2 separate regions of the Homo sapiens genome follow, and region 2 is linked to region 1. Evidence: read pairs that join two places in POLR2A ChIA-PET (ENCODE). Cell type or tissue: Panc1. All regions are shown on one strand.

What was found. ChIA-PET counts read pairs that join two places held together with the same protein. Peaks named below come from ENCODE experiments on the same cell type or tissue, not always from the same donor. Only the 100,000 strongest peaks of a DNase experiment are listed, where the experiment ranks them.
Region 2: POLR2A ChIA-PET joins it to region 1 with 11 read pairs; 3 of 35 experiments call an interaction of 5 or more read pairs at or near these places.

Annotation. Positions count from the first base shown.
Region 1 is chr10:114,371,387-114,379,386 of GRCh38, forward strand. All of the region lies in intron 1 of AFAP1L2 (actin filament associated protein 1 like 2), which reads right to left. Among named protein-coding and RNA genes, the nearest start is that of AFAP1L2, 29 kb to the right of the region's middle. In Panc1, no CTCF peak of the experiment used is centred here; no DNase peak of the experiment used is centred here; H3K27ac peaks cover 995 bases.
Region 2 is chr10:114,453,638-114,461,637 of GRCh38, forward strand. All of the region lies in intron 12 of ABLIM1 (actin binding LIM protein 1), which reads right to left. Among named protein-coding and RNA genes, the nearest start is that of AFAP1L2, 53 kb to the left of the region's middle. RefSeq lists an enhancer at 6,303-6,804. In Panc1, a CTCF peak has its summit at 5,552; a DNase peak (open chromatin) is centred at 5,464.

The DNA of each region.
Region 1 (8,000 bases):
GGTGCGTAGTTGTAAACACTGATTCTGAAGAAAGTAGACTGGCAGGGCAAAGCCCCCTCATCAGTCCCCCGCGAAAAAAAGATGATTTACCAAGCTCAGAATTTGGGCCGTGGAAAAACTCCTATGTTTACTTTTTCTTTTTTTAAAAAAAACAAATACAAATAAAAACAGCACAAAGAAAACCAAACACCGCATGTTCTCACTCATAAGTGGGAGTTGAACAATGAGAACACATGGACACAGGGAGGGAACATTACACACTGGGGCCTGTTGTGGGGTGGGGGGCTAGGGGAGGGAGAGCATTAGGAGAAATACCTAATGCAGATGATGAGTTGATGGGTGCAGCAAACCACCATGGCACGTGTATACCTATGTAACAAACCTGCATGTTCTGCACATGTATCCCAGGACTTAAAGTACAATTATAAAAAAAATAAAAAATAAACAGCACAAGAGCAAAAGGAAGATTTTTTTGGGGGGGTGGCGGGGGAAAGTCCCTTTATAGCTCATATACCTAGTGAACTAAATAGGACTCCAGTGTATGGATAATATGGGTGAGTCTTCTATATTTTATCAAGGAAAAAAAAAGATAAAATGGAAGGCCTCTCCCCATGGGAACCACTACATTAACTTCTCCCCAGCAAGTCACATCTTGCAGAGACAGCAACAACAAAGGTTCTTTCCCTTAACTTGGACGAAACAGCAAAATTCTTGACTAATCTGTTCCAAATTGAAGTTTCTTCTTGGGCTTGGGGATTGATGCTCTAAATCGTTTTGTGGAGAATCTCAGGATAGCTGGAGAGGTTAACCCCAGATTGACCACTGCTGGTCCAGTCCCTTGGTCTCTGGGGATGCCCTGGGAGCCCCCACTTCTAGCCAGGAGCTTGGGATGCCATTCTTCATTCCAACAGTTCCCAGATTTTCCCTCTGTAAACACCAAGCCCAGCCTTGGGCTGACTTGCCATTGTGTGTCTGAGAATTTATGGCTCAGATAAGGGAAGCTGCACAGGGCTGGGCCGGGTAGGAGGGGCAGGGTTTGCCACCCGTGAAATGACCCAGTATTGTCTTTTGCTTCATTCTCCATATCTCAATATCCACAACAGGCCAAGGGTAGCCAGCTCCGGAAGCTTCCATGATGCCAAATACCTTCTCAATGACTTCTTTTGTATATTTCCTTCTATTTTTATTAAGCTTTTATTGGAAAAATGGAGTGTATGCATATGATGAAAACATATTTATATATACATATATAATATATATACACATATATGTATACATATTTATATGCACATATGTGTACATATATAAAGCAACAATTAAAACATATGCAATGAAAATTTCCCCCATCTTAAAACCCTCCCAGTGTCAGCCCCTTCCTGGCAATGACTATCAATAAACTGTGCATCCTTCCAGGAATTTCCTATGCATAATATTCTCTACATAAGATATTCACAGAAAAATACAGATAAAGTTATTTTATACAAGTAAGCTCACACTATTCTAGCATCCTGTACCTTGCTATTTTCACTTGCTAATGTGCCTTGGAGGCAACAGACAGCTGTGCCCCATTCCTTTTACCAGCTACGTGGTATTCCATGGAATGGATGCAATGTATGTTTTAAAATATATCCTTTTCTTCATAAAATACTACATAATTCCATCCCGGGCAACAGGGTGAGAACCTGACTCTATAAAAAAATTTTAAAATTAGCCAGACTTGGTGGCATGCACCTGTGGTCCCAGCTACTCAGGAGGCTGAGGTGGGAAGATCGCTTGAGCCCAGGAAGTCAAGGCTACAGTGAGCCACGATCATGCCGCTGCACTCCAGCCTGTGTGGCAGTGAGACCCTGTCTCAAATTTTTAAAATTCCTACATAATTCTTATTTTGCAAAATTTGCATTACAGGAAATGCATGTCAACGAGGAAAATCCCTTCCTCCCCACTTTTTTAAACTTTTGGCTGGGCACAGTGGCTCATGCCTGTGATCTCAGCACTTTGGGAGGCTGAGGTGGGCAGATCACCTGAGGTCAGGTGTTCAAGACCAGCCTGGCAAAAAGGCGAAACCCTGTCTCTACTAAAAATACAAAAATTAGCTGGGCGTGGTGGTGCATGCCTGTAATCCCAGCTACTTGGGAACCTGAGGCAGGAGAATCGCTTGAACCCAGGAGGTGGAGGTTGCAGTGAGCGGGGATTGTGCTATTGCACTCCAGCCTGGGTGACAGAGACAGATTCTGTCTCAAACACCACCACCAACGACAAAAAAAAACAACAACAAAACAAAACAAAAAATTTCAGTTCCAGCACTTCAAAGTCCCCTGACCACAGGCTTCCCCAAAAGGAGGACACTGAGACATTCACTTGGTGGCCAGCAGAGAGAAGATCAAGGCCACGGCCCCAGAGCTCCGTCTCTGCTCCCTTGTCCCCCTCTTGAAGTCTCTAGGCCTTTGTCACCATGGTTACCTGCCAACCCCTTATCCCCCAGGTAGCGAGATAATCTTGCCCCTTCTCTGCCCATACAATCAGCACAGCCTAGGTCCACAGCGGACAGAAGATGCTGGTTGGGATGCAGTGAAGTCCCAAGACCACCCTTTCCTAGGATATGTACAGGATACAAAAAATAGAGCCCCTGCCTTCACGGACCTTCTGTGTCATATCAGAGTGACAACACACAGCCCCATAAGCTAAAACCATCTCCTATAAACTCTGCGAGTCCAACCCATTCTCACTCCTCCTCTGTTGCTTCAGCATTCCGGGCTTGGGAGGATGTTTTGTCGGTTATTTCATAGACTTTTACATGTTCACCCCTTAAATCTCCCAGGCAACGCGACCCCAAACATCCCAGCTAAAATTACAGATTTGAAACGCCTGCACATTATCATTGGATTTTTCTGAAACTTGGTCATTCAAGCAGAAAGGGAAAAAGTGTTTCTGGAAACTTTCTTCGTGAGACAAACAGCACAGCTGGCTAAACCTCTGGCACAGAACCATAATGCCAGGGGCAACAGGACTGACAATCAGGACAGTGGTCTCATTGAAGGAGCCGCAGATGCGATCCTGCCCTGGAGCCTCTTCATGGACACCCAGCTGAGCGAGAGAGACTCCCCTTCCCCAGCCCTGGCCTCAAAATAAACGCAGATGCTTGGAGCACTGGCTTTGATGAGCCATTCTCCCTGGTTTGGGAGCAGCAGCGTTTGCTCCGGATTTGTGCTGTCTTTAGCTGCTCAGCATTTACACAGGAGCTGCCAGAGTCCTGAACTCACCCCCTCGCTGGATGATTCTAGAAGAAGAAAAAAAAAATGCAGCTGTTTCAGCTTCTCCATCCTTGGAAAGAGCTTCCAACTAAGAGCTGGAAGGGGCCCAGCGCTGATGCTGCATCCTGAAGAAACTCTTTCCTAGACAGATTTTAGAGAGCTAGGCGTGTGGGATAGGAAGGAATGGAGGATGGGGGCAGAGGGAGGGAGGGGGTGGGGGTGGGCAGAGAGGTGGTTTAGGTCCCTTAGGGCCACGGAACAGGGGCATGGCTTTGGTGAGAAGGGAGTTTGTCATTAGACCAGACATAACCTGCATATTCTTCCAGGTTCACTAAAGTGTCTGAGCTAACCTAGTCAGGTCAGGCATTACTCGGGGCTACTGCCTGATCCTCTAGAACAGGGGTCAGTGAACTATATACCTAAATCAGACTCGACACCTGTTTTTATATGGCCCTCAAGCCATACAAATGGCTTTTACATTTTTAAATGACTGAGGAAAATCAAAAGAAGGATAATATTTCATGACGCATGAAAATTATATGAAATTTCAACTTTGGCGTCCATAGATATTTATTGGAACACAGCCATGCACTTTTGTTTACATAGTATCAGTGGCTACTTCCAGGCTACCATGCCAGAATTGAGTCATTGCAACACAGAATATATGACCACAAATCCTAGAATATTTCCTATCTGCTCATTACAAGAAAGCTTGCCAGCCCCAATTCTAGAGCAGGCCAACAGGCAAAATCAAGGTTATCTTTCAGGAACTACTACTATAGCCAGAGAGAATACAAATGTCCACAAACTTTTTATTGACAAAATTCAAAATATAATAATAATACTTTATTCCAATGCTTTGTGATACAGATCTACCAATGGGAGTGGAAATTTTTTTTAGTGGGGGTAACATTTTGCTTAATTGGGGTTCAACATTAGCATTTCCTATCATTAAATCAATTGCAAATGTTTATTCATAAAAATCATTCTTAGCTTGAAGGCCCTTGGCTGAGGTAGTTTTCCAACTCATGCCCTAAGACAAAAAGAAAAAAGTGGCTAGGCATCATAGCTCACACCTGTAATTCCAACATTTTTGAAGGATAAGGAGGGAGGATTGCTTGAGTCCAGGAGTTCCAGACCAGCCTGGGCAATATAGCAAGACCTTGCCTCTACTAAAAATTTTGAAAAATTAGCCAGGCATAGTCCCAGCTACACAGGAGGCTGAGGCAGAAGGATCACTTGAGCCCAGGAGATAGAGGCTGCAGTGAGCTATAATCACACCACTGCATTCCGGCCTGGGAGACAGAGTGAGACCCTGTCTCAAAACAAAAAATACAAAAAAACAAAAACCAGAAAAGTGACTTCAATTTTCTAATTTCATACTCCAGTCCTCTAAGAGTCTAATCAGGAACAAATATAAAAATTTTAAATGGAATCTGGGAAAACAAAATTTACATGGCCAGTTGTACAGTTTCCTCCTACCTCTGCCAAAAAGCCACCCCCTTAAAGGAACTGCACACACTAAACCTTGTTGGAGAGACTGTGAGATCTTCCAGGGGAAGAAATATGTTTATTCATTGCTGCATAAACACATTGACTTGTGAAATAAATCAATATATATGGAGCATTAACTATGACCAGACCTTGTGCTCGGATCCAGAGGAAGTGGAATAGGGGTGACAAATGCAATACAAATCAGTATGAAATGTCATCTACACTTAAGGACTTCCAATTTAGTGGGGAAGAGAGGGAATCAATGCCAATTAAGAGAACTAAACTTTGATGCTGATGATTCTACTAAAGTAGCATCTGACTAGCATATAGACAGTCTAGATTGGATCCTATAAATGAACATTTGTTTTAACATGGGGTAGAGCCTATTCAGCTTCTCTTACTCAGAAGAATCACTGCTCCCATTGGAGGAGAATTCCAGCAATTACCTAACTCAAAAGAATCTACAATCACTGCTCCACTTGGAGGAGAATTCCAGCAATTACCTAACTCAAAAGCCACAAGGAAGAGCATTTTGAAATGATCACAAGGGCTGATACAACACTGCCAATTCAGACCCTGATAATGCAGTTGCTGAACTCGTTACATCCAGAACTGTCGACACTCAGTTAAAAACACTCACAATTTCAACACTATCCAAGGGATAGAAATACTGAAGACTTAAGAATAGAGAAACATGGGAAGAATAATAGACCACCCAAACAGAATCAGCTAGAGACTGAGAAACCACTGCAGCTTTTGGGCCTCCCTAGAAGTCACCACCCACAGAGCCATGAGCTAGGAGGGATAGGAGCAAGATGGAGTAGAGACCCCAGGAGACTGGGCTTGGCATATCCCTCACCTGCTGACCCAACACAGGGAAGGTGAAGGGCACTCAACTTGGTGTTTTCAAATATCACTGGGGGCATTATACAAGACAAGGTCATAATACATGTGAAACATCTCCTTTGGTCCATGGTTTACTAATTCACACTCACCCATCTCCTTCCTAGTCCCAGACTTCCCAAGTCAAAGAACACTTCTGAACAACCAAATATGAGATACTATGAACTCCATCTAACCTAGCACACAAACAGTTATCACACAAGTGTAGCAGAAGGAATGTTTTACCAGAGTATCTGGAAAGCCTAGTAGAAATATTCTGCCTTAAAACCCTTCAGAGAGGCCAGTTCCAAGGCAAGAATCAAATGTGGCTTGAAGCATGATTTAGAAACTAGATGACTTTGGGTCAAGTCTGATCAAAGACAGTGAGGTGCTTCTTGGAAAGAAGTCACCACTGTACCCATCAAGTTGTGGTGGGGTGGTGGATGGGAGGACACAAACGTTTGTTGACTGATTGCTGTATCATAGACACTGTACCATATGCCATATGTACTTAATCAAGGGAGTATAACTTAGGCATCAGTGGTCAATGTTGCTTATGGAACCAAGGTCTTGGCAAAATAGCAGTCAATGGTATAGAGTGGTTATTCGATTTCCCCAGTGTGATGATGGGGTTTATTTAATAATTATTTATTGAGCTGTCATACTTCAAGATACAAAAATGAGCAAGATGCATTTCTGCCCTCAAATGCCTTAATTTCAACTCAGCAAGGTATCTGTGAACCAAGTGCTGAGAAACACAGAGGAAGGAGGACCTGTTGGCCTGAGAGGCTTAAGGAGAGAGCATCACATAGTTGGTTCCATTTCCAAGGGAGACTGAAGTCCTCCATATGTCTGAGGGATTCTACAGAGAGCTCAAATGTGTTTCCTACACTTCTCAGGAGTACTTCCCAAGAAACTGTATTATGGTTTTTTTGTGGGTCTTCACTGGTGCCACCCCTACGATAGGCTGTGTCGCTATTTGCCGTAAAGCCTCCCAGGCAAGGAGGGCTGCCACAGCAAAAACAGAACCCGTGTTAAGGGAAAGGTCCTTCAGAATGAGGGTACCAATCACCAGGTGTTCTGCCACCTGCAAGTGGATTGCTCTGCTTGCAAGAACCTGAAGAAGGATTCTTCTTTACCTTATCCACGGAATTCTCAAGACAGCGGCTTACAATTCTTTTCCGCTTCAATGCTAAGCATGTTTCTAAAATAAGCATTAGCTCTGTATTGACACAAGAAATTGACTGGGAATTTTCAGTCAGTCAGGGGCAAAACTGTGTCGTCCTACTGAAGCTTATACCCATACCTTATTATTCTATTAGCTCTTTCCAGCTGACACACTTGTAATTGCTTGGGTGGAATCCAGAAAAGGTGGAAGACACACCAAAATCAGAGCCCCTTCCAGGATAAGCTGATACACTTCCCATGGGCAAATGTTTAAAATATTGCCATTGTCCTCATTATATCCTCAGAGGCCAAGAGATTTAGAACATAAACGAATGTCTTCTAGTACAGTGGACTATAATTTCTGCGTGAGAAATGGTCCGTCTCCCTCAAGCAATGGAGTCTTGCTCCTTCTGCAGTGGTATCTCGCTTCTTCCAGATTTTCAGTGCACCTCTAAATCTAAGATAGTGACTGAAATTAAATTAGCTGTCCCCCAAAATACTAAAGCCAAGAAAATGGCCTAGAGGAGGAGAAGCAATGGCCCCCCATCTTCCAGCTCCTCAAGACAGTCCAAGAAGTTTCCAGAGAGAACCCATGGAGAAAGAAGCTTGTTCCAGGCCATGCACCAGATAGAGAAGTGACTACCTGTCTAGCTCCTCCACCACAGTGATGTCTAAGACAAAGTCAGCAAAATTGGGATCTTCAAAACTAGGTCACTCTGATCGGGACTAAATATACTATTTTCCCATGATAACAGGCACAGCAGCTCATGCCTGTAATCCCAGTACTCTGGGAGGCCGAGGCGGGCAGATCGCCTGAGGTCAGGAGTTCAAACCAACTTGGCCAATATGGTGAAACCCCGTCCCTACTAAAAATACAAAAAAATTAGCCAGGTATGGTGCTGGGTGCCCATAATCCCAGCTACTCAGGAGGCTGAGGCATAAGAATTGGTTGAGCCCGGGAGATGGAGGTTGTAGTGAGCCGTGATCGCACCACTGCACTCCAGCCTGGACGACAGAGTGAGACTCTGTCTCAAAAAAAAAAAAAAGGAATAAACTGGTTATCACTGGCCATCACTGAGGGAGTCTGGATCAGAGAGCCCCAGACCTGTCAACCATAAGAAAGCACCTGCCCTGTTCCAGGCTATGCAGCAGATAAAGAAGTGACTACCTACCCAGCTCCTCCCCCACAGTGATGTCTAAAACAAA
Region 2 (8,000 bases), 82 kb after region 1:
TGCAAAGGTGATATCAGGTTTAGTTTTCCGTTGCAGAGATTTGAACTCAGGTGGAGCTGGGTTAGAAGCAGCTAGCGGTCAGGTGCGTCATTCCAATGGCATGCATTGAAAGCTGTGAGCTCGCAGCAAACTGATTAGATGGAGGGGAGATTGGGAGCGATGGAAAGCTGCTTGCTCATGATTCAGGATCAGTTGTCAGGTGGTTAAATCCCAAGCGTGTAAAGGAGCGGGCTAGGCAAACCCAAATACAAATCACTCTCAAGCATGATGGCAGCAGCTGGCAATTAGCAGAGGTTTCTCCGATCTGAAGGTTAAGTCTGGGAACCCGTGTGGTCACCAAGTCCTTCCCCTTAGGAATACAAAGTGCCTTCAATTGCAGCGTGTTTGCATATGTTTCTGTTTTCCTCACTTTGAAATATATAAAATAGAGTCAGACGCGTGTCAGCCAGGTATTTCACGACCATTTATACCTCTCCCCATCTTTCACTTCAAAGATGAGGCTCAACCCAGGCCAATGATTCAATCATTGAAATATTTATTGAACACCTACTATGGCTGGGCACTGAGTACTACTGAGGACAAATAGATGAATGAGATATAGTCCCTGCCCTCAAGGGACTTAGAGGCTATCTAAGGAGACAAACTTAAATGCCATATAATGACATGCAATTGTTTACTCTGAGGTATAAGAAAAATGCTATGAGACTCAGATGAAGGTGACACCAATTCTTCAAGCTAGGTTTGAGCTGGGCATCAAAGAGTAAGCTCACCAGGTGAGAGGGTAGGTGAATGGGAGGGTGGGAAGCCCATATTCCAGACAGCTGGAATGTCATGAGAAAGGAGGGTGTGGAAGGGTGCAGACTGGAGGAGCAACAGGACTGGCCACCTTGTCTGGAAGGCATGGTGCTCTTGGAGGAGAGAAGAGGGACCAGGGCAGAAAAGAGAGCAAAGGGGTGGCTGCAAAAGCTTTAAGTGCCACCATAGCCACCATCACTCCCTTCTGACCAGGAGAATGGCCAAGATAAACTAATTCAGCTTGTGCAAAATTAGAAAGAGATTTGTAACTGGCCTAAATTGTCCTCCTACCCTATGTCTGGGCAAACATCTTGTCTCAAGAAGACACCAGAAGATGCAGGACTATTAAAGCTCAATAAATTAGTAGGGGTAATGACTTTTACTGCTGAGTTGTAAGAGCTCTTTATATATTCTGGATACAAGTCTCTTGTCAGAAATAATATGAACTTGCAAATATTTTCTCCCAGTCTGTAGGTTGTCTTTTCACTTTTTTGGTGGAATTCTTTGAAGCACAAAAGTTTAAAATTTTTGATAAAGTCCAATTTATTTATCTATTAACACTAATAATTTTAAATAAATCATAGATCATCAGAAAATAGAGGTCTGGCCAGTTGCTTCAGGTCAAATTTTTCTAAATCTATCCAGTCAAGTGTGAAAGATGTCAATTGTTACCGTTTGAATATACATTTAAGAGAATTTTAATGTCTCAGCATGTACATTTTTAAGTAACCAGAGTACAGATCTACACTAAATGGGCAGTAAGATATTCCAAATATGGGATCTGTGTCTATTACTGAGTCAAATTTAGATTTCTGGCTTTTGGTTATTGGTGTTCTGAAACTTTTGTCTTTTCTTCTCAAGAGCTGGTTTAGCATCCAGACCCAAATATGTTATAATGTTGACTTTATTATTTAAGTCATATATTAGTTCCTAAAAATTATGAAATATCATCCCAAACTATTGATCTATTAAAAAGCTAATTTATAAAAATGTTATCTCATTTATCCCTCTCCTAAAGAGAAGTAACTAGTTCCTATCGGGAAAAAATGAGTATAAAAAACACAGAGGAAAACAGGGGAAGGAAGATTATAATTTGCATTTAGAAGGAAATAGTGTTTTAAACCTGTTGCTGAATTAAAACTTGGTCTCATTTGTCATCATCAGTGCTCAGGGTATCGCCTGGCCAGGAGTAAGTGCTTAATAAATGTCTGTGAATGAATGATTGAAGGAGGCCAATTAATTACCTCCACAGCTATTTATTGGCCTAATTTAGCAAGCACCATGGCAAGATTCACCATCAATTTTCTCTAAATTAAAGGAAGCCAGATGCTAGTGCAATAAGTCCTCACTTAATATCAACAGGTTACAGGAAACTGCAACTTTTTTTTTTTTTTTTTTGAGACGGAGTCTCGCTCTGTCGCCCAGGCTGGAGTGCAGTGGCGCGATCTTGGCTCACTGCAAGCTCCGCCTCCTGGGTTCACGCCATTCTCCCGCCTCACCCTCCTGAGTAGCTGGGACTACAGGCGCCCGCCACCGCGCCCGGCTAATTTTTTGAATTTTTTTAGTAGAGACGGGGTTTCACCATGTTAGCCAGGATGGTCTCAATCTCCTGACCTCGTGATCCACCCGCCTCGGCCTCCCAAAGTGCTAGGATTACAGGCGTGAGCCACCGCACCCGGCTGGAAACTGCAACTTTAAGCAAAACAACATATAGCAGGTCCTTGAAGAACGTCGTTTATTTCAACCTAGAACACTGATGAGGGGAAAAACTAGTTTTTTTAATATTTCAATTCACTTAAGTCACAGTTTCCAAGTAAATGATGATGATAAGTAAAGACCTGTGTACAGCACTGGGCTCACAACAACACCCCTTTTATAAGTTTCCCATTACAGCTAATCTTTGACAACTCCAATATAAATGTTTCACTGAAGAAAAATGATTTAATCCTATGAACATTAGAAATTAACAAGAGTAATCCATAACTGAAAAACAGAATCATTCTTACGGTCTTTTCTCGAAAGAAGGTATAATGGGTCTCAACTTTTACTACTGCTTCTGAACCCCCCTGCCCCATGCTTTTGTTCTTTCACATAGACCTCCACTGTCCTTGCAGAAAATCAGATGTTTCCAGGAAAGTTCTCGTAGGTTTTGGTTATAATACACAATCAAATGAACCCCCATTAAATCAGTTTTTATCATTATTAGCCAGTGTCACGCACACACAAAAATATCTGCATATGCAGGACACAAACTTTAAGGTTATTAGAATTAGACATTTGTCCAGGGATTAAAATATTTCTATCAACAAGACCCTGTGTTGGCCAGTGCCTGTAGAAGCCCCTCACTTCTTGAATATGGTCAAAGCCTCTCAAAGGTTATGGAGTAGCTGTCTGAATTCCCAAGGACTGGATTCTGGCTGAATGCTGTCACCAGTTGGGTGTGGTTCTATATTAGGCTGGATGTCTTCAGCAAACATTCACCTCTCTAGTTGTTTTTTTTTTAAAAAAAAAAAAAAAACACTACTTTGTTCAAATTTTGTAAGCAGATGTAACTATAATCATTTAAAACTTCCCACAAAGCATTTTTAAAAATCAGGTAAAGAGAGACCCAATAACACACCCATCTCAGCAATTCTGCAGAATGTGCTTTTCACATATCACAACCGCTCATCGGGGAATAAGTTCTTGGAATACATAATGTTGCTAGGTACCAAATTCTTAGCCCTTGAAATACCAAAGGCATGACAAATTTTGGGCATTTTTAAAAGAAAAAGGAAAATTCTCAGGAAGAGGCCTCTTTCCCTTTTCTAAATTAAACACCTTATCTGTATTTATTTTTATTTTTATTTTTTTTTGAGACAGAGTCTTGCTCTGTTGCCCAGGCTGTAGTGCAGTGGTGCAGTCTCGGCTCATTGTAACCTCCGCCTCCCAGGTTCAAGCGATTCTCCTGCCTCAGCCTCCCAAGTAGCTGGGATTACAGACATGCGCCACCACATCCAGCTAGTTTTTGTGTTTTTAGTAGAGACGGGGTTTCATCATGTTGGCCAGGCTGATCTCAAACTCCTGACCTCAAGTGATCTGTGGCGCCTTGGCCTCCCAAAATGCTGGGATTACAGGCGTGAGATACTGCACCTGGCCAATACCCTATTTAAATGATATAACTTTGAACCCAACCCTGGCAGGAAATAACTTATGGGGGCCCTAAGAGGCCATCTGTGCATAGTTCCTTACTTAAACAAAGTAATGTGTGACACACCAGATGAAATATCATATTTGGAAGATATCATTATTTTCATCATCATCGTTGTCATCATCTATCAACCCTGAATAAGATACTGTTTAAAAATAATAGGCCGGGCATGGGCATGATGGCTTATGCCTGAAATCCCAGCACTTTGGGAGGCTGAGGCGGGTGAATTATTTGAGGTCAGGAGTTTGAGACCAGCCTGGCCAACATGGTGAAACCCTGTCTCTTCTAAAAATACAGAAATTAGCCAGGTGTTGGTGGCAGGCATCTGTAATCCCAGCTACTCAGGAGGCTATGGCAGGAGAATTGCTTGAACCCGGGAGGTGGAGATTGCAGTGAGCCGAAATTGCACCACTGCACTCCAGCTGGGGCAACAAAGTGAGATTCTGCCTCAAAACAAAAAACAAAACTACTCTGTGTGTGTGTGTGTGTGTGTGCGCACATAATACAATAGTACATATATATATATATATCACACTCATAGCTATTTTGTTCCTTTAAGTCCTCAGATTGGGCTACCCTAAGTTGTTAGTGTTCTCATCTATTGTAGTGACAAGCTACTATATTTCTATTTATGTTTCTATTTCTATTTCTTGGCCTTCATTTTTACCTCCTTTCCTGTTAGCCTAGTAAGCTAATTTTTTAGACCTCAGGGGAGCATTCACTCACAGGACTCTCACTGTACTTAACACATTTAAATGCCCATCTCCACTTTCATTCTTCTTTTTGGCACCATGAGAGCCCGAGTGACTAATTCTAAGACAAGCGAATAGAGATGGGGGTGTGCGATTCTGCTGTGGGGACCTGTTGGAGCACTGCCTAGCTTTCTGGACTCAGAGTGCTTACATCCCCAAATATAAATGAACATCTTGAGGGAACCTTAAGATAAGTTGGCAGCATCCAGAATTTTGTGACAGTTTTAAGATTGCCGGTTCTTGTCTAAAGCGTCAATAAGAGTTACGGTTTCCTTCAGCAAGTGTCAAATATATATTTACATCATGGCAACTCATATTTATAGCAAAAGAGGAAAGATTCCTTTCAAAGAAACTTAATATATGTAACCCTCCTGCTCAGAAATCCAATTTATACTTCATGGACACAGAATGTCATGTCTAGCAGTATTTCAAAGGGGAAGCAAGAGAAACTTAGCAGACACTTTACAAACGAAGCCCGAAACAAAGCGAAAATGGTTTTTCCAAATCTCTAGGCATAAGGTTGTCCAAATGGCCCAAAGATATACTAAGATAGAATGAGGCTACAAGGAAGTTTGGAGGACAGAAATAAAAATACACCCAACCAACAATGGATGTTATGGAAAATGAATGGGGAAGCCAGTGAAGGAGAGAAACAGTCTGTGCCGTGCATCTCAGCTTTACAACCATGCAGGCGTCCTCAGCTCAGTGAGGCCCCAGGCCTGGGTCACATGCTGCAAAAACAAGGAACAGGAAGTGGACTTGGGCAATGGAAGGCTGGGCTTCTGGCTGCCAGAGTGGCAAAGGGCGCCCCCTGCCTCTGAGATGGACATCCTACCTTAGGTCAAGCTCCCAGCTCACATCCATTAAAAACAAAACAAAACAAACAAACAAACAAACAAAAACTCCCTCAAGTTCCAAGACAAGCTCCAAGATAAAAGTCAATGAAGGGCCACAAAAAACCCTGGAAGACATTGACTTATCTCAAAGATATCTTGGATGTGTTATCAATGGCCATAGGCTCCCCCCATTCAGAAATTTCTAAGTGCTGGAGAGGTCTTCCATGTAAATGGATGCATGTTTTTCAAAATAACTAAGACGTAATTCCTTGGAGAATCCACATTTAGCCAAATACACTAGGCTTTTAAAGCAATATCTTTAATGTACAAAATCTCCACCACATATCTTTTTTTTTTTTTACACTGCTCCCTGTGGAGCAGGACTGCCCAATAGGCAGTGTGCCCAAAGCAGCCAATGATTTATCTTTAAGGTTGGCAAAAAGCTCATATGATTGAAAAACTAAGTATATACTGTTATGTACATTACACTTTGCATCTGAAGCATAAAGACTATTTCATATGAACAAACTATAGGCACACGTCTAGTAAAAAGAAAAAGGGAGAGAGACTATTAGATGTTTTTAAGTTCAGGGTCACTAATTCCTTTTGGATAATGCTTTTTATCATTTAAATCCAGAACACCTGACGGTGTCAAACACTTCAAATGCAGACTGAAAACAGAAAAGAATGTATATCTACATTTTTAATAAAGCACCATTTAGGAACATAGGGGTGTTATAATTTTTATAACCATTTAATATTTCTATGGAAAAGTAAATATTTCTTAATTTTGTGATCTAAATGACTGAGGATCATTCTTGGTCTAAGAGTCAATAAGAATGCAATTTTCTGGCTAAAAGGGATGAAAAATAAAAGTGTGCTTTAAAAATTATCTTCACACATATTTATACTGAAACGCATGGCCCTCATATGAAGGAGCGTTCCTGGGGAGGAGGGGGCCTGGGTCTAGTCCAGCACTGCCATGTCCTAGTGGTGAGCCCCTGGACAGTTACTTAGCCAGGGCCTCTGTACTTGGTCTCCTCACTGAGCCCATTTCCCAAGAATGCTGTGAAAAGTGAACAGAATGATGGCATCAAAAATGATTTAAGGTCGGGCGCGGTGGCTCACGCCTGTAATCCCAGCACTTTGGGAGCCCCAGGCGGCCAGATCATTTGAGGTCAAGAGTTCGAGACCAGCCTGGTCAACATGGTGAAACCCCGTCTCTACTAAAAATACGAAAATTAGCTAGGCGTGGTGGCGCACGCCTGTAATCCCAGCTACTCAGGAGGCCGAGGCAGAAGAATCGCTTGAAGCTGGGAGGCGGAGGCTGCAGTGAGCTGAGATTGTGCCACTGCATGCCAGCCTGGGCAACACAGTGAGACTCTGTCTCCAAAAAAACAAAAAAAAGCAATTTAAGAGCACCATGCTGACCAAGGTGGGTGTGCCCCACACCAAGACACTTCACCTCGTGATGTAGGAGTCTCATTGTTCTTGATTTATAGAGGAGTCAAGTGACACTCAACAGGATAAATAAGCAACCCAAGGTGATACAGCTAGCAAGTGACGGAGATCATATCTGAACCCAGATTCCAATGCCCATGGGCTTTTCAACTCTCCACATGGCCACTCATGGACATGAAGCAGTATTAGTCATTGACCATTTATGGACACTTTGTGCTGTGTTATTTGGACAAACTGTGTAACTTTATAGGGCCTGTGACACTTTTCTTTCTACAAAAAGTATCTCTCTACAAGTTAAAACATATAATAGCCAAGTGAGGAAGTTTACATTTTAATGAATCAATAATGCATTTTTTCTTAAATATCAGAAATAACCAAAATCTTTGTTTTCTTTCTTTTGTTTTTTTTTTGAGACAGGGTTTTGCTCTGTCACCTAGGCTGGAGTGCAGTGGCTCGATCTCAGCTCACTGCAACCTCCACCTCCTGGGCTCAAGCAATCCTCCTGCTTCAGCCTCTGAGTAGCTGGGACTTCAGGCACGCACCACCATGCCCGGCTAATTTTTTTTTGTATTTTTGGTAGAGATGGGGTTTCGCCATGTTGCCCAAGCTGGTCTTGAACTCCTGGGCTCAAGCAATCTGCCCACCTCAGCAGAAATAACCAAAATCTTAATTTGGCTAATGGCTGTTATATTAAAGTCTCTTTAAAATACACAACTGAAGGGTTTTTTTTTTTTTTTAAGAAAAAAAAACAGCATAATTTCTTTATGATTTTATAAACATTCTCTAAAGTATAATCTTGACATTTTATAAATAAAAATTTTCCCCCAAAATACTAATTAGCACTTATAATTTAAAATAATCTGTCGGCTGAGCATGATAGCTCACGCCTGTAATCCCAGCACGTTAGGAGGTCAAGGCGGGTGGATCACTTGAAGCCAGGAGTTTGAGACCAGCCTGGCCAACATA